Linked DNA regions of Homo sapiens: all the other regions are linked to region 3. Evidence: chromatin loops called from intact Hi-C (ENCODE). Cell type or tissue: OCI-LY7. All regions are shown on one strand. Links, peaks and the distances in the headings refer to the core of each region. The heading gives the core; the rest is flanking DNA.

Region 1 (5,847 bases), core at 568-5,567, 77 kb after region 3:
GGAGGGCAGAGGAGCAAGTAAGTTCCCTGTTAGTTCTCACTGTATTAGTTTCCTCGAGAGCAGCTTGTTAAAAAGAGCCTGCCACCTCCCTACCCTCTCTCTCTCTCTTACTTCCTCTCTCCCCAGGTGATCTCTGCACACATGGTGCACATGAAGAAATGGGGCTCAGGAAGGTGAAGTGACTTGCCCAGGCCACCAGCTAGCAAGTGGTCAGGTGGGATATGAATCCACTCCTCTGCTGGGCCCTTGCTGGCTGACCTTGCAGGTTACTAAGGTGACTGATCCTGAATAAATCCAGAGCATTCAAATGTTTGTCTTCCTTTTGAAAAACACCTTTTCTCTTTACAAATTCCCCAGCTTCAGGTATTCCTTTATAGCAACACAAAGACCACACTAGCACAGTGGCTCTGCAACCTTCTGAAGTTATGTCCTATTTGTTTTCCACATAATTGAGGTTCCTAAGCCCCGTGACCTCTGGACAAGTGAGGCTTATATAATCAGTACCATTACCTGTTGTTGTTGTAAAAATGGTGCCTTGGGCTAAACTGTTCTCTTGGCCTTTGCTCACACAGCTATTTCTCTGCCATCCATGCAAGCCATTCCAGGGCCCAGGGGATGATGTGTGTGTGCCAAGTGCTGGGGTCTGAGGTCCACCCCACCAGCTCCCAGGTCAGTGAACAGGGCAGATGTGTTCCAGGGGGAGTGGGGGAGGCACCGTCTGCTGCTCACCCACATGGCTGAGGGTTTATAGAAGGATGTGCAGGTGGAAACATGCACACAGCTGCAGATCTGCTAAGTGGGGCATTAGGTCCCTCTTCCTCCTAAAGTCATCCCTTCCCTAACCAGGCAGAGGATCATTTCAGCCCCTGGGATTCTCTAAATAACACAGCTGAAGCCACAATTGGTCACTGAGAGCTTCCCTAGCCAGGCCAGGCCACTCCCCACAATGCAGCCAACAGGACACGGGCTCAGCAAAACGTTAGAACACTCTGGATTTATTCAGGATCAGTCACCTTAGTAAACTGCAAGGTCAGCCAGCAAGGGCCCAGCAGAGGGATGGAATTTCATATCCCACCAGACCACTTGCTAGCTGGCGGCCCGGCCAAGTCACTTCACCTTCCTGAGCCCCATTTCCTCATCTGCACTATGGGCTGATGTTCCTCACCTTAATGAGGTGTGGCAAGGATTATATGAGACAAATAAAGTGCTACGCTCTGAGCCTGTTAAATTTACTCATTTTTAATTCTATTCCTCTCTAGGATATTTTGTAAATCTTTTTGTCTGGGTAAAGCAGAAATAGATGCACCCAAATCAATACACGGTGTTCTCTGCCTAATGGAAAAATTTACTTTAAAATCTTCTAAAAATGTGCTCTAAGATAATGGCCTGGAGGTACATGCCCATTTCTCCCCAAGACAATCGGAGGAAAAGACCTGCTACTATTTGGGACTTGGGAGTGGGAAGAAGAAGGGGGAAGAGCAGAGCAGAAGATCTGGGGTGGAGGGAAGAGTAGGAGGACCTGCTGCTCAGGGCCACAGCCCTGGTGGCTGGGCACTGGGGCACTGGGGTCGGCACTGGGCTCCTTGAGCCCTCTAGGGGATGCTGGTCCCAACATCTGGTTCCCTGCCGAGGACAGTCATGCCACTGGGGTCTCCAGGCCACTTACCCTTGCAAGGATCAAGCCTATACCAACTGCTCCTCTGCCTCCATGGCCCTCCAGAGCAATACGTCTCACTGGACAGTACTGTTTTCTTTCCTGTCTATCTTCTCCCCCACTCCAAGCTCCTCAAGGTGAGAACTAAGTAAAACTCACTTTTGCAAACCCCAGCACTTAGGACACATCAGGTCAAACTTGAGCTGCATCAGGGTCACCTGGAGGACTGATGAAAACATATTGCTGGGCTCCACATCCAGAATTGCTGGTGCTGCTGGTGTGGGGACCACACTTTGAAAACCACTGCAGTAGCTGCTCAGGAAAGGGCTGTGGACGGAGTCAATGAACTAACCACTCACTTGCATGCAAGAGCAACTCAGTTTTGACTTTTTTTTTCCCTGGGTCTTTACAGTTGGCCCAGCTCCCAGCCCACTTGGTCCAGAAAGTCCTCCCTGCTCACGGGGGCTTCGAGTATCCATGCTGTCTCTGAGCTCCTCTAGATCTTGAGGGTCACATGCATATGCTCTGTCCCTACGTACCCCTTGGCTGCCCAGAGCTGGGTCTCTCAGGTGAGAAGAAGGCAATCAGAGTCATTGTGGCATTGTTAGCTGAGTCAATAAAACAAACCCCATGGGGACCACTCCCTGGCTACATGTGGGTCATTAGGCCCACTGCAGGCTGGGGAGAGGAGCAGTTCTAGGGGACCATGAAGATCTTGGGGATCCAGGAGCCCCCTAACACCCTGACTGGGAGGATATTCCCAGAGGACAGAGTTTCCTGGCTGAGCAAGAATCCAGATGGCCTGCCTGCCATCCAGGAATCTCTCACTAGCATGCTTTGACAGCCCAGTCTGGGAGAACTGCTCACTGGGACAGTTCATTACTACCCATCGCCAGCGTATGGGAAGGATGATGGTCAGTGCTGGTTGGGAAGGGGAAGAGGAAAGCCCAACAGTCAGCACCAAGGCCAGGGGCTTGAAGCAGCGGAGGCGGGTGGGGCATGCTCAAGCCCTAGGGTCCCTATGCTGCACAACTTTAGGAGGTGCCATTTACATAGTAATCCCTGTGGAGAGTGCCCTCTGGAGGCGTGCAGTGCACAGTCTGTGCAGTTCTATGCAATAGTCCATCCTGCCAAACCTCCTCTGACAAATTCTCTTATTTGTTATTCCCAGAGTACCTGCTGTGTACCCAGCATGAAGCAAGGCGCCGGGGCCATGCAGGTGGCCAAAGATGACCTGCCCTTTTAAGGCTCTTAGGAGAAAGGCCAGCTACACAATGCAGGAAGAAGCAAAGTGCTGGAATGAGGGGATGACCGGGCGCTATGGAGCCAGGGAGGAGGGCTTTAGTTTGCCCAGGGAGGCCAGGGAGCTGGCTTGTGGGGGCAGCCAGCTCCCTATGGGCCAGTTAATCCAGCCAGGTTGGAGGCCATCAGGCAGTGGCAGCTGAATCTGCAGCCTCAGCGTCTGGAGCTGGGTGGTTTCTTGCTTTCCAGGGAGACCTGGAGCTGCACAAACCCTGGGACTGGTGGGTCTTGTGGGCTGTGGCTGCCCCCACCCCTCCCCTTGTTATGGCACAGGATTTGCTGAATCAGGGATGGGCCTCATCCCTGCTCCTGGGCAGGGTGAGCCGTGGGGTTAGGAAAGGGCAGAGTTAGCCAAGACACACAGAGGCAGCTCAGCATGTCTGCCATGGAGCTCGGCCTGCCTCACATCACCTGATTTTTGGGCTTAGGGATGCATGCCTTATCCTGGTTTGCCCAGCTGCTGCACTGCCTTTTTCTGGAAGCCTCGGAGGGGCCCTCCCCTGCCCCTCAGTGGCCTCTTTCTTTGGATTCCCAGGGATACTGGAAATCGGCCTCCACCCTCTAACCGCTCTGCATGGGAAGAGTCATGTAGCCACTTCTCAACCACCTGCCATGGGCCAGCTCCAACTTTTGCAAGAGCTCTGACTTTTGCAACAGCTTTGATGTTCGCCAGGGTCCCAAGAGCTCAAAAGTCTGGTCCAGGCAGCCCGGGGAGCAGCTCCTGGCCTCCACCTGGGCCTAGGACAGGGAGGACTTCACGCTCTGGGACTAACTCTGCACTTTTTGTCACATTAACATTGGCTGCACACACTGGTTCTCTTGTCTGTCACCTCATTGGATGGGGGCCAATAAAAAACTCATTTCTGTGCCTCTAACACCTACCGGGGCCTAGCACACAGTAAGTGCTCAATACATTTTTGTGGTTTGAATGATTTAAGGACTAGATTCTAAGGGGAGTATTTGTGAGTTGGGAGGGGAGTATTTGTGAGTCATAGCTGTTCTCCCCAGAACCTAGCTGGGGCTCTCTTGTACTCAGTGGTGATGAAATAATAATACTATGAGTTTCTAATCCCTTCTGCAGCTTGGTGACATTGTTAGACCTGGCCAAGCATTTCGCTATTTGATAAACTTAGTAACACTGAGGACTTATGCAAAGATGAATGTAAACACTGGAAATAAATATTAACAAAGAGACTGCTGCAGATCTGGTCAAAGTGAAAATCAAACACCAGATCTAAGGTGCATTGAGGTGCAGCCTGGTATGGGGGTACTCATGGAAGGAGGCTTCAGGGATGCTGAGTCAATGGCTTCAGGGTTTTTGGAGGCTCCTGGGCCAGGGCATGGCAACCATTTGGAGGGTTCTGCCCAGTCCCCATTAGGTGGGGGTGTCAGGGCAGGTGAGGCCCAGCTGCTGCCATTGGCAGATGTGCTGTCTCCTTGGCCCTTCCAAACCTGGGTCTGCCTGATCTATGTCTCTGGCCACTTCCCACCCAAAGCTCTTGCTTGCTTTCTGCTTAGGTTATAGGCTTAATCTTTTTGCCTGGGAAGTGCCTTCCCCGCAAGTAGCAAAATTCAACAGGAAGGCCCAGTGCCTTTACAAGGCAGAATTAATTTCCCTGCCTCTGGCCCCTTGGCTCTGCAGCACAGGTAACAGGATGCAACTAGCATACGGTGGTGTGTACTTTCCCTTAGAGGTCCCAGGGGTAGGTGGTGGGGGGCCCTACTCCCCACCATCTCGATCACCCTTCCCCACATGCTAATGTTAGTATTAAAACTAACACCCTTGGATATGAACAATCTACATCTCCCAGTCAGGTAAAGTGAATAACAGCTTCTGCAAAGTCTTTCCCATTTTATGGATCTGAAATTTACAATATAAGTCAAAAGCAGCGCACATTTTATGCAAATAAGAAGTTTTCAGGGAAGTCCCCCACCCTGTGACTGCCCCATGTAGAAACTCCGGGCCTCCCCTACAGCATGAATTCCGTCTTCCCCAACAGAGAGGAGCGGGGCAGGCACATCCCAGCACCTAACAAATGCCTGGCATGGGCACAGCTGCAATAACCAGGAGTCAAATGCAGAGAAGTGCCAGCGAGGCGAAGTCGGGGATCGTGCCTGTGGATGTGGGCACAGGGTTTGACCTGCAGAAGGCTATAATTCCTTCTACTTTGCAGAAGAGAAAACTGAGGCCCAGTCAGGTTAAAGGTCCTCCTCTGGGCCCCGAGTTGGCTCTTGCCTGCCCCGGATCCACTGTGCCCTGGGCCCATCCAGTCCCTGCATTCAAGCTGCCTCTGGGGTGGGGAGGGTCTGTGGCTCATTGCTCAGGATGTGAGTAACAGCCAGTCACCCAGTCAGCACCAGACTCTGGTGTCTTCTGCTTTCTTCTGCTTCAGTTTTCTGTCTCCTCACTGAGCTGCTCCAACTCATACTTTCCAGCCCCTCATTCTCAGGCTGTTTCTGCAAATCCAGGGCTGCCCCCTATCCTAGAACCCCTAGGCTTCATTCTTACTGGGCCTGGGGTCCAGGAAGCCCCACCTGATCCCAGGTCCCTTTTGCTATCCCACCCCTAGCCTCCCACAGCTGACCTGAGGGCAGAGAGGCCAGAGGATGCCAGTCTCAAATCATGGTTTAAAAGCTCACTTATAGCCACACACATCTAATTGGTAGATTTCTATTTTTCTCTGTGGGCATTTTCCCTTTCTGATGGACTCTTACAAACGTTTTACTGTTATATTTCTTGTAATACTGCCTGGAATCATTATTTAGACATCATTAAAAAATTATTATCTTTTTAAAAGGAAGGCTGAGAAGTTCCTACAAAAGAGAATACAGAAAACTCAAGCACACTCGAGCCAATCCCCGCAGAAATACACGTGCGCGCAAGTTTCGTC
Region 2 (5,847 bases), core at 568-5,567, 430 kb after region 3:
TGTGACTATAGTAACATCTAACATGTAACACAGAAATATGGGAACAGTTTTTTGGAATGGTGGCAAAATTTAGGATGAATTATTTCCTCTTTAATTTGTGGTATTGTTATTACAATATTATTTGCATAGTTTTAAAAAGAAGAGAGTGATAAAGAAAACTTCTCATCGTAGGACCCTGAGGGTAACCAGAATGGCATCAAATTCTCCAATAATCTCTGGAGCCCAGAGGTCTCTGACTCTCTCCAAGGAGTTCAAGCAGAAGCTGACTGACCCTTGGTCAGAGGCAGACAGAGGTTATGATTGAGCTGGATGGGAGTTGCCTCTGTTCGGCTCTGCAATTCTATAATATTAAGAAACATGTTTGGCTACATCAGGGTTTCTCAACCTTGGCACTATGGACATTTTGGATCAGATAACTCTTTGTGGTAGGAGGATGTCCTGTGCATTTTAGGATGTTTAGCAGCATCTTTGACATCTACTTACTAAATGCCAACAGGCACCCTCCCCAGTTGGGACAATCAAAAATGCTTCAGACTTTGTCAAATGTCCTTTGAGGGACAAAGTTGGCCCCAGTTGAGAGCCGTTGGATTAGATCAAACAAAAGACAAGTGAAGAGCTTGCTTACTGTACCAGACGTGTGAGGTATTTGGCCTTAACAAAAACATCCTTAAAGTGCTTTGGTTTAAGGAAATGCATGAAGCTAATTTGCATTCACCATCAGCCAGAAGAATAACTTATCTTCAGAATCCCTAGTCCTTCCTTCAAAATCTCCTTGTATTTTTCTCCTGTGAACGATGAACATTCCCCCACCCCATCCAAGGAGTACAGTAGCTTCTTTTCCTACTGCCATTCAAATATAACATCAAGAAAAGAACTGACAGAGAACTTAAACACTGGTGCAAAAGCAATATGGTGTGAGAAATTGAACGGGGACCCAAGCATCCTGGGTTCTAGTCCTGCTTTTGTCAGAATCAACCCCGCAGCCTTGGGCAAGTCAGTTAATCATTCTGGGCCTCCATTATCTTCTCTACAAAGGTGGGTTATTTGATCAGATGATCTTTCTGCACTCATTCTCACTAAAGGGTAAATGACTAACACAGTAAGTTGTGTTGGCCTTCCAAGAGGTGGTTGCACATTTATTGGAAGTGATGCTTTCACTAGGCTAAGAAACAACTCAGCTTGAATGCCAGACTGATGATTATACATGTGTGGATAATGAGAAAGTACAGATGTTTCTGGAACATACATCCAGCTATAGAATTTCAGACTCTTACAGCTGGAGGGTATGTTAGTGATGACCTTGTCCTACCCTCTCATTTTACAAAAGAGAGACAGACAAAGAAGGAGTCAAAGAGAGAGAAAGAGAGAGATAGAAGTAGTAAAGAAAAAACAGTGTACCCTATTCCTTTAAAAGCCAGGGTAAATTTCTGTCTACCCAGCCAAGGCATATTCTTCTTATGTGGAACTTCAACCTATATCTGCCTCTCAGGCAGTTTGCAAGAAATAACAAAATCTATCCTTCCTCTGCAATCCCAAATAGACTCTTTGGCAGCAGTGACTCTCCAAAATCACCGAGGCCTAGATCTCCTTACTGCTGAGAAGGGACGACTCTGCACCTTCTTAGGGGAAGAGTGATGTTTTTACACTAACCAGTCAGGGATAGTAAGAGATGCTGCCCGGCGTTTACAGGAAAAGGCTTCTGAAATCAGACAACGCCTTTCAAACTCTTATACCAACCTCTGGAGTTGGGCGACATGGCTTCTCTGCTTTCTAGGTACCGTGACAGCCAGCTTACTATTACTCACCTTCGGGCCCTGCATTTTTAACCTCCTTGTAAAATTTGTTTCCTCTAGGATTGAGGCCATCAAACTACAGATGATCTTACAAATGGAGCCCCAAATGAGCTCAACTAACAATTTCTAGTGAGGATCCTTGGACCGACCCGCTGGCCCTTACACTGGCCTAAAGAGTTCCCCTCTGGAGGACACTACAACTGCAGGGCCCCTTCTTCACCCCTATCCAGCAGGAAGTAGCTAGAGCAGTCATCTCCCAATTCCCAACAGCAGTTGGGGTGTCCTGTTTAGAGGGGAGATTGAGAGATGAAGCCAGCTGGACTTCCTGGGTCTAGTGGGGACTTGGAGAACTTTTGTGTCAAGCTAAAGGATTGTAAATGCACCAATCAGAACTCTGCAAATATGCATCAATCAGCGCTCTGTGTCTAACTAAAGGATTGTAAAATGGACCAATCAGCACTCTGTAAAATGGACCAATCATCAGAAGGTGGGCAGGGACAAATAAGGGAATAAAAGCTGGCCACCCCAGCCAGCAGCAGCAACCTGCTGGGATCCCCTTCTATGCTGTGGAAGCTTAGTTCTTTCCTTCTTCACAATAAATCTTGCTACTGCTCAGTCTTTGGGTTTGCACCACTTTTAAGAGCTATAACACTCGCCATAAAGGTCCGCGACTTCATTCTTCAAGTCAGCCAGACCAAGAACTCACTGGAAGGAACCAACTCCGGACACAAAAGGAGATCCTGAGGCCTAGAGAGGGGAGGTGACTTGCCCACTTCTTGCTGCCCAGTGGCATAAGCAACATGGTGTTTTAAACCCTGGGAACTTGAAGACATAGGGACAGTTGCTTTGGGGGAACCATACACATTGCTCAGCTCTGCACACTTTCAGGGTCAGCTATCTGAAACCACTTAGCATACTCACTCGAGTCTCCTGAATTTGGTGGCATGAAAGAATTTATTTCTTGATGCATTTCTACAAACAAGGTCCTCGATAAGCAGGACAAATACAAAAAGAAAGTCAAAAATAGATGTTGAAAAATGAAAGAAAACTATCAGACAAACAAGAGACGAAAACCACACAGGATTTTAAATGGGAAAGTTAAGAATTATTAACTAATAACAGGGGAGTATCAGGGTATTGGCTACTGAGGGTAAAGGGAGCACTTTACAGAGGTGGCAGATATATGGGGCAGGCACTAAAGGCTAAGCGAAGTGCCCGAGGAGAAAACAAATGTGGGACACCCCACCCGCTTCCCCTCTCACCACCAAGGATGAGAATCAGACTTTGCGGGAGAGCATGGGGCTGTCCCCACTGGAGAATGAAGTTTGCCCAGGTGACAGGTGGAGACTGTCCAACAGGAAACTGCCCCCGGGGGTGACAGCAACCCTTTCCGGGAAGCTGCCTGGAGGAAACGCTGCTGAACTTTCTGAAAAATCGGCTGGGGGACTGGTGGGACGGCGAAGCCCTCAAGGGGTGCTTTTGAACTCACTGGAAGCTGGGCGAGGTGCCAGCAGAACTCGCTAGAAAGCTGCACACAGGGGATGCCACTGCAAGTCCTTGAGGGAGGCTGCAACTGGGTGTCCCGAACCCCGCGGGAGCAAGAAGGAATCAGAGCACAGAGACACCAGCAGAGAAGCCCTTCCCCCTGCAGTGTGCCTCTACCACCCTCTACTGGCAAAGCTGAGCATCGTGCCAGTTGCAAAAGAGACGTGTTGGCAAGATTCACCTCCAGTATCACAAGCAATGCAATGAAGTATGGGTTGGGAGAAGTGAGGCAATAAAGTGATAAGTGACACACTCATAACCTGGAACACAACTATTGAGGTAGTGTGCCCCTTTGGTCCTAGGCATTGCCCCCAAAGTCTCAGCCTTTCAAGTTTTCTCACTCTCTTTCTACCCCCAGGTCTTCCCTTATGGCTACACCGGATGATGTTCATGAATGTCATGGAAGCTGAAAACAGTCCCGCTTGGGTCTCAGAAGCTGAGGGTATTAGACAGGAAGGGTCACTTAGCCAGGCTGACCTCGTGTCCAGGTTTGCACCTGCTGTCCCAACCACTGTCCTGTTAGTGCTCCCTCCCACTCTCCCAAGTGTCCTGCTCAGGTGATAAATTACATGGTTCCCTGAAGGCAACCAGCCTGAGTCCAGTCCCATGACTTTACAGATGAGGAAACTCCTACACTGATGTCGAAGAAGAGGCTCTGTGGGGACGTGGGGAGGACTGGACTTGGCTTTAATGTGCAACTTTGGCTTGTTGTTAAGCCTCTATCTAAAATGGTCCACCAAGAGGTAAAATGAGGTCATGTGTGCAGAGCATCAGGCATACATCGTGACCTGAGGGATGGGATGCGCCAACCTCTGCCATGTAGCTCTTCCATCTGCCCACCTCCCCAATCCCTATCCATATTCCCCAGTCTGTCTTCCAGACAGAAACAACAGGGCACATTTATAACAGTGGAGCAAAATACCCCTTCAGAATAGACACTGCTAACAGAAAAGTTCCAGGGTGCAAATCTCAATGTTTGGAAAGGAGGATCAGAGCTGTAAACGCCCAGGGATTGCTAAGCAAGAAGAGGATATTGAGCACTCTCTCCAGTTCATGCCTCTGTCTCCTCAAAGTCCCTCTTCCTGATGGCTACCAGAGGCTTAGAGAAAGCAACCAGGAGCAAACGCCTCTCTCTGGGTAGGCCGGTCCAGCTCAGGTGCACCTATTCCATGGCAAAAAAACAGCCCACGATCTCCACCTGGTGGCCAAGCTATAGAACACACTCCCTCGCCAACTGCTGATCAACCTGTTGAGCAGCTACCCTGCGGCCATTTACAAAAGAAACACAGGCTGGGACCTTCTCTACAGGTGACCTGATGGTGGCTGCTCCTGGAGGCTGATTGGAAGCACGTGTCTGTCTCAGGCCACACTTTGACATGGCACGAGAGACTTCTCTGCCACGCTTGCTGCCCTGGATCCAGAACAGGTTACTCCAGGGTTTCTCAGCCTCAGTACTCTGAACATTTGGGGCTGGATATTTCTTTGTTGGGGGTGGGGTGAGGCCATCCTGTGCATTGCATGATGTTTAGCAGCATCTCTGGCCTCTACTTACGAGATGCCTGTAACAACCCGCTTAGTTAGGGCAACCAAAAATGTCTCCAGATGTTGCCAAAGTCCTATGCAGGAGAGGCAAGACACAAAATCGCCCTCAGTTGAGAATCACTAGGCTACTTAACCAGTCAAGCCTTCGGCACTTATAACGATAGAGACTGATTTTGGACTTGGGTTCCACACAGCATTCTGCAAGCCATTGCAGTTTCCAGTGAGCTGCTTTCTTGGACGCCAGTTAGAACCTGTCATCAGTAGCTCATGGTTTAGGTTTTGAGGAAGGTCTCCTTTTTCTCTGCTTCCAGCATGCTAATTTTGTTTTTTTGAACAAGCTAATGGCATCTCAAGGAAAGGGACCATGTCTTTTCCTTTCCTTGGGCTGCTTTCAGAGACAAGCATGGTGCTTGGAACTTAGGTGCTCAGCATGTAGGTGCTCCAAAGCGCCTGCAGGTTCACAAAGTCAGTCCCCTTCCACGGACCGCAGTGTCTCTCAAAATTATGACTGCCCTGCCTGGAAACCTCCTTGGCCTCTTTTCCTTGGAACCATAGCTAATGAAGAGATCCATCTCATCTCCACCTACATCTCCCGCTGGTGGGCAATCTAATTAGGTTCTTTCTACAATTAACTATTCGTAATTAAAGAGGAGCAAAGCCCATGTGTCATTCTTTAACTCCATCCGTTAAACAACAATGTCCAATTTTGAAATCCCTCTTCAGACAAGGAGAAGTGGTGCATGTGTGGGCTAAGAATTCTCCAGATATGCTAACCTAAATTTAATTATGCAAGGAGAACAGAGGTTTCACTTCATTGTTCCTGGAAGTACTGTAATTAAAACTCAATTAGGGGTGGCACTGGCCAGCATCATTACTCGAGAGTCACCCTGTTGAAGAGACAAACAGCTCAGTGTGCTCATGCAGACATCATCCTGAAGCCTTTGCAAGTAAAGGGGTCATCCAGATC
Region 3 (5,847 bases), core at 488-5,487:
TAAGACATGTTATAAAACGATAGTAATTAGAACAGTATGGCACTGTCACATGAACTGGTAGTTTAAGGGCACAGAATTAAAAGTTCCAAAATAGACCCCAATATTTCCAAATATGGAAATTGAATGTATAGTAAATATGGCATTTCAAGTTTGTAAAGAAAAGATGGAGGACTCAATAAATAGTATTTGAATAACTGCATAAACATCTAAAAAACAGCTAAGTTGAATCCATGTATTTTTCTTTATGCCAAAATAAATACCCCTTGGATTAAAAAATTAAACCCATAGATGAGGATAGAGATGAAACAGATGGAACATGACTTGATAATTTGTTCAAGTTGGGTCCTGGGTACAGGGCAGGGGGTTTATTACACTATTCTGTATCTATTGTATATTTGAAATTCTCCACGATGAAAAATTCAAAAAATGAAATTCTTAAAAATATTTGAAGAGAACAGGGAATTTAAAAAATCTTGGCGTGAAGAAGGGCTTTCTAAATATGACAGAAAACTGAGAAACGATATGAGATTGATACATTTTACTTCATTCACTAACTTATTTATTCCACGAAAATTCATTTAACACCTTCTATGTAAAAAAAAAAAAAAAAAAAAAAACCACTGAGAAAAGCAAGGAACAAATGAAAAGTGGGGGAAATTTTTCTAACTTACAGAAAAGGCCGAATTTCCTTAGCATGTGAAGATGCTCTAGACTCTACAATTCTATTGGAAAAATTAGCCTACAATTCCATTAAAAAATAGAAAATATTCAGAACTTTAAGCATAATAAAATACAAATTAAGACTATACTTAATCCACACCTGTCAGATTGGCAAGGATCAGAAGGCTTTGCTAATATACTGTGTTGGGAGGGTGTGGGAAACAGGTCCTCTCAGTGGTCCCAGTCCTCTCTGGAGAACTAGATAGCTGGTGGATGGGGATTGGAAGGAGACTGACTTTTCACTTTCTATTCATATATGCTTGGAGAACTTTGTATAATGAGTAGATATTACTTATTCTTTGTTTTTTGTTTTTTTGAGACACAATCTCACTCTGTTGCTCAGGCTGGAGTGCAGTGGCATGAACACAGCTCACTGCAACCTCTACCTCCCAGGATCAAGATATCCTCCTGCTTCAGCCTCCTGAGTATCTAGTAGTATAGATGTGTGCCACCACACCCAGCTAATTAAATAAAACTTTTTTTTTTTGTAGAGATCGGGTCTTGCTATCTTGCTCAGGCTGGTCTCAAACTCCTGGGCTCAAACAGTCCTCTTGCCTTGGCCTCCCAAAGTGCTGGGATTACAGACTGTATTACCTATTCTAAAATGATTTTTTGAGTAAAGTATTTTTTCTTTTAATCTGTATGCTCTGGAGTTTTAAGCCCCTGTGCTCTGCAGTGAATGAGGTCCATAAACCCTGCGTGGCTTGGGCTTCTGATTTGGCTGCTGAGAGGCCTTTCTGTTGACTCTCTGTCTCAGCTGTATTCTACAAATAGAATATGTTGCTAAACAGGTGTGTTCTGGTTGACAAGTAGTGCTGTGTGCCACTAGTGGTTATCTCTTTGTGCTATTTAGGGGCAGATAGCAACTTTTTTTTTTTTTTTTTTGAATGGAGTCTTGCTCTGTCGCCCAGGCTGGAGCGCAGTAGTGCAATATCAGCTCACTGTAAGCTCTGCCTCCCAGGTTCATGCCATTCTCCTGCCTCAGCCTCCTGAGTAGCTGGGACTACAGGCACCTGCCACCGCTCCCGGCTAATTTTTTTGTATTTTTAATAGAGACGGGGTTTTACCATGTTAGCCAGGATGGTCTCGATCTCCTGACCTTGTGATCTGCCTGCCTCGGCCTGCCAAAGTGCTGGGATTACAGGCATGAGCCACCGCACCCAGTCAATAGCAAGTTTAAATTTTCACTTGTATTTATGAGTCTCACTGGATTTGTAAATATCACTGGAGAGCACTCTCATTTACCCCCACCCCAAATCACATAGAGAAATATTCCAATTAATGTGACATGGAACCAGATGTTTTTTAGCTTGGGCAAGGTTTTTAGATATGTGGACTTCTGGCCGTTTGAAGTATACTTGTGGCCAGGTGTGGTGGCTCATGCCTGTAATACCAGTATTTTGGGAGGCCAAGGTCAGAGGATCACTTGACCTCAGGAGTTTGAGACGAGCCTGGGCAAGATAGTGAGACCCCGTCTCTACTAAAAATAAAAAAAATTAGCCAGGCTTGGCGGCACATGTATGCAGTCCCAGCTACTCAGGAGGCTGGAGATGGGAGGATTGCTTGAGCCTTGGAGACTGAGGTTGTAGTGAGCCATAATCACGCCACTGCACTCCAGCCTAGGTGACAGAGTGAGACCCTGTCTCGAAAAACAAAACGAAAAAAGGAAGTATACTTGCTTCTCTCAGAAGTCGGACTGGCCAGAGCTGGAAGCTCAGCTCTGTCGCTGACCAGGTGAGGATGGCAGAAGATGATGATGATGATGCAGCAAAAGAACAGTGACAGCTAAGAGAGAGTGCTCACCCTGCGGCCGGCACTGCTGAGGGTTTATATGCCCCATCCTGTCACCCTTACCACAGGTGATGAGGAAGGGGCCTCTCCTCCCCTTTTCTACCAATGAGGAAATCGAGTCCTAGAGAGGTTGTGTAGCTTGTTGAGAACACACAGCTGGGTGCTGGTGGAGTCTGGATTTGCATCCTGATCTGACTTCACGCCCATGCCACAGAACTGTCCCCACTGCTTTATGTGGTGCGTGAGCTCGGCAGGACCTCACTGTGCCTCTGTTCACTGCCCTCATTACGGCCAGGGCAGTGGAATCTACTTAGATTATTGCTGTGCTCAGAGTTACAACTCTGTGTCTTTGAGAAGTCTCACCAAACAAACCCATGTAAGTACTGATAAAATGCAGATTTTCTTTTTTTTTTTTAGACAAATGAACTTGTGTTGAGTTTGGAAGATGACGAAAGACTCCTGCTGAAAGAAGACAGCACTCTGAAAGCAGCTGGAATCGGTGAGGAAGGGGGCCTTGTGTTGCTGGAGGGGGACCTCTGCCGGCCTATCCTGAGGCCTGGCTGATGGTATTTGGATAACTCACTGGAAAGTAAATGCTGTCCTTGGTCCCCCTGACACTGCCCGGTAACTGTTCAGAGGAGGAGGATGAGAATGATGTGCATTCCGATCTCTTGGCTGAGGACAGTAGGTGTCTGCTCTCCAAATATGCAGAATGCAAATGGCTGTTTTCAGAAGGTATGCTCAGAATTCTCCTGAGGGTCATTTTAAGTGACGGGTTGTAAGTACCACGTCTACTTACTCTTATCATTGTCACTTGAGCCGATGGTTGGAGAGAAATGGACATAGTAAGAACTAATGAGGAATAATGAAACGCATTGTTGGTATCACATGCAGTGTGGTTTTTGATAGTCTTCCGAATCACTCAGGGCCCACCAAGGCATGGAATTTAAAATAGGAACCTGGTGTGTGCAGCTGAAAAGTACCTGATTGGGCCTTCCAGCCTAGAATGTGCATGTGGTTTTATTCTAAATAAATGTTATGTGACATGTTTTGTGACCATTAGATGTCACTGTTATTCTACGTATATGTACACCTAAAGCTGATCTGGCAGGAGAGGGAGTGGAGATTGTCAGGGAGGTCTGAGTGGTTAAAGGCAGTGTGCCCCTCACACACCTCTGCGGTTGGTGACGGATGCAGTGTCACAAGCCATGCTTCTTCTTAATTATTTATTAATTTATTTATTTTTTGAGACAGAGTCTCACTCTGTCGCCCAGGCTGTAGTGCAGTGGTGCAGTCTCGGCTCACTGCAACCTCCATCTCCCGGGTTCAAGCGATTCTCCTGCCTCAGCTTCCTGAGTAGGTGGGACCACAGGTGTGCACCAGCACGCTTGGCTAATTTTTGTATTTTTTTAGTAGAGACAGGGTTTCACTATATTGGCCAGACTGGTCTCGAATTTCTAACCTCAGGCGATCTGCCTGCCTCGGCCTCACATTGTTCATAATTATTTATATGCACTTGTTAAGGAACACGGTTAGTGAGGTGCACATTGGGAGCCTGAATTTTTTTTTTGACAAGTATTATTTTGAGTTACTTTAATCACTTGTATCAGGAATTTACTTCTGATTGATTCACGTGATGAGCATGAATTCCTGACATAGATCTTCTGAGTTAAATAGGATCTTAAATACCATGTTGTGAAATCTTAGACTTGATTTCTGTGTTGATGTCTACAATATTTGCTAGAATATTCTTGTCTTTCCATGTTATGAATATGTAAGGTTGTTATTTTGAAGAATGATTTTAAATTTGGCATTTGTTTCTTTAAATGCTATTATATTATTGTAGCAGGTGGCACCTTTGTGATTGGGGCATGTAGCACCCATAAGGTAGCCCTGCTTGTTGTTAAAGCATAAAGCATAATGAATATTACAGACTGATATTAATGGGGGTGTTGACAGACAGCTCCATGGAAAACACTGGAGAATCCAAAAATGAAAAAAAGGGTAATATTTCACAGGATGATAAAGTTGACATTTCAAATAAGTGAGGAAAGAATGATTTAGCCAGAAAATTATGTCAAGCCCATTGCCAAAGCATTCAGGAAAATAAAATTCAAACTCGTATCTCATCTCTGTTTTTATTACAAAATAAATTGTAGATGGGTTAAATGTTATAATGTAAAAAAATTTTTTAAAAAGAAAGTGTAGTTCAATAATTTCATAATCTTGGGAAGGAGAAGAGTTTTCCAAGCATGAGCTCAAAGACAGAAGCCATAAAGGGGGAGAAGTGATAAATTTGACTACCTATAAACTAAAAACTGTAAACACAGTTAAAGGAGAAACAATAAACTTTGAAAAATATCTGCAGCATATACAACAGATAAAAAGTTATTAGCCTGGGGTCGGGCATGGTGGCTCATGCCTATAATCCCAGCACTTTGGGAGGCTAAGGCGGGGAGGATCACTTGAGGTCAGGAATTCGAGACCAGCTTGGCCAATATGGTGAAATCCCATCTTCACTAAAAATACAAAAATTAGCCAGGTGTGGTGGCACACGCCTGTAATCCCAGCTACTTGGGAGGCTAAGGCACGAGAACGGCTTGAACCTGGAAGGTAGAGGGTGCAGTGAGCTGAGATCATACCACTGCACTCCAGCACAGCACTCCAGCCTGGGCAACAGAGTGAGACTCTATCTCAAAAAAAAAAAAAAAAAAAAAAAAAAGAAAAAGAGAAAAAAAGAAAAGTTACTAGCCTGACTTTATAAAGAGCCCTTGTAATTACTATGAAAAAGAAAAATTCTATTGATAGAAGAAATAACTCACACATAAAAAATAGCTCCACCTTATTAGGAGAGAATGAGTACTTATTAGAAATGAGTACATAGATACTGTTTTATGTAGTAGAGTCTAGTGTTAAGACTCTAGTCTGGGGCCAGGTGCAGTGGCTCATGCTTGTAATCCTAGCAGTTTGGGATGCCAGGCTAGTGGATCGCCTGAGGCCAGGAGCTCTAGATTAGCCTGCACAACAATTAGCATGCTCATCTCTATGAAAATAACAGAGTCCAGAGCCAGAGTGCTTGGGTCCAAAACCTGATTCTGTCTTTTACTGTCTGGGTGACCTTGGACAGCAGCAATTGTTATAAGATTAGCAGACATGAAAAAGTGGCATTGTCCAAGGGAGTTCAAGGTGTAGGAAAATGGATACTCTTATACCACCGTCGGGAATGAATATGACCTTGAATTTTCTGTGGGTCGGTTTGACCAATAAGACTTTCTCAAGTTTGAATTTCAATGGTACTTGTTTCTAAGCCAACAGGGACAAGCTGTGAGGTTGTGC

The links. A loop is a pair of places that touch in the nucleus more often than their neighbours do. Peaks named below come from ENCODE experiments on the same cell type or tissue, not always from the same donor. Only the 100,000 strongest peaks of a DNase experiment are listed, where the experiment ranks them.
Region 1: it touches region 3 in a loop (5-fold over the local background); 5 of 110 quality-filtered maps call a loop at or near these places.
Region 2: a loop joins it to region 3, with 17 times the contacts of the local background. A loop is called at or near these places in 18 of 110 quality-filtered maps.

What each region holds. Positions count from the first base shown.
Region 1 is chr2:119,231,620-119,237,466 of GRCh38, reverse strand. All of the region lies in intron 2 of STEAP3 (STEAP3 metalloreductase), which reads right to left. Among named protein-coding and RNA genes, the nearest start is that of STEAP3, 11 kb to the right of the region's middle. RefSeq lists a silencer at 2,758-2,807 and an enhancer at 4,329-4,528. In OCI-LY7, for the core only: CTCF peaks have their summits at 2,539 and 2,739 (motif pointing left); a DNase peak (open chromatin) is centred at 2,706.
Region 2 is chr2:118,880,420-118,886,266 of GRCh38, reverse strand. No RefSeq gene overlaps it. Among named protein-coding and RNA genes, the nearest start is that of EN1, 36 kb to the right of the region's middle. RefSeq lists a silencer at 4,443-4,502. In OCI-LY7, for the core only: CTCF peaks have their summits at 3,251, 3,460 (motif pointing left), 4,334 and 4,553 (motif pointing left); DNase peaks (open chromatin) are centred at 3,436 and 4,546; H3K4me3 peaks cover 1,116 bases.
Region 3 is chr2:119,308,785-119,314,631 of GRCh38, reverse strand. It overlaps C2orf76 (chromosome 2 open reading frame 76), which reads left to right. Exons shown (of 6, transcript NM_001322331.2): 5 at 2,929-3,010. Among named protein-coding and RNA genes, the nearest start is that of C2orf76, 55 kb to the left of the region's middle. RefSeq lists an enhancer at 1,261-1,360 and a silencer at 2,615-2,674. In OCI-LY7, for the core only: CTCF peaks have their summits at 2,889, 3,089 and 3,551 (motif pointing right); DNase peaks (open chromatin) are centred at 1,521, 2,621, 3,031, 3,591 and 1 weaker place; H3K4me3 peaks cover 4,265 bases; H3K27ac peaks cover 4,258 bases.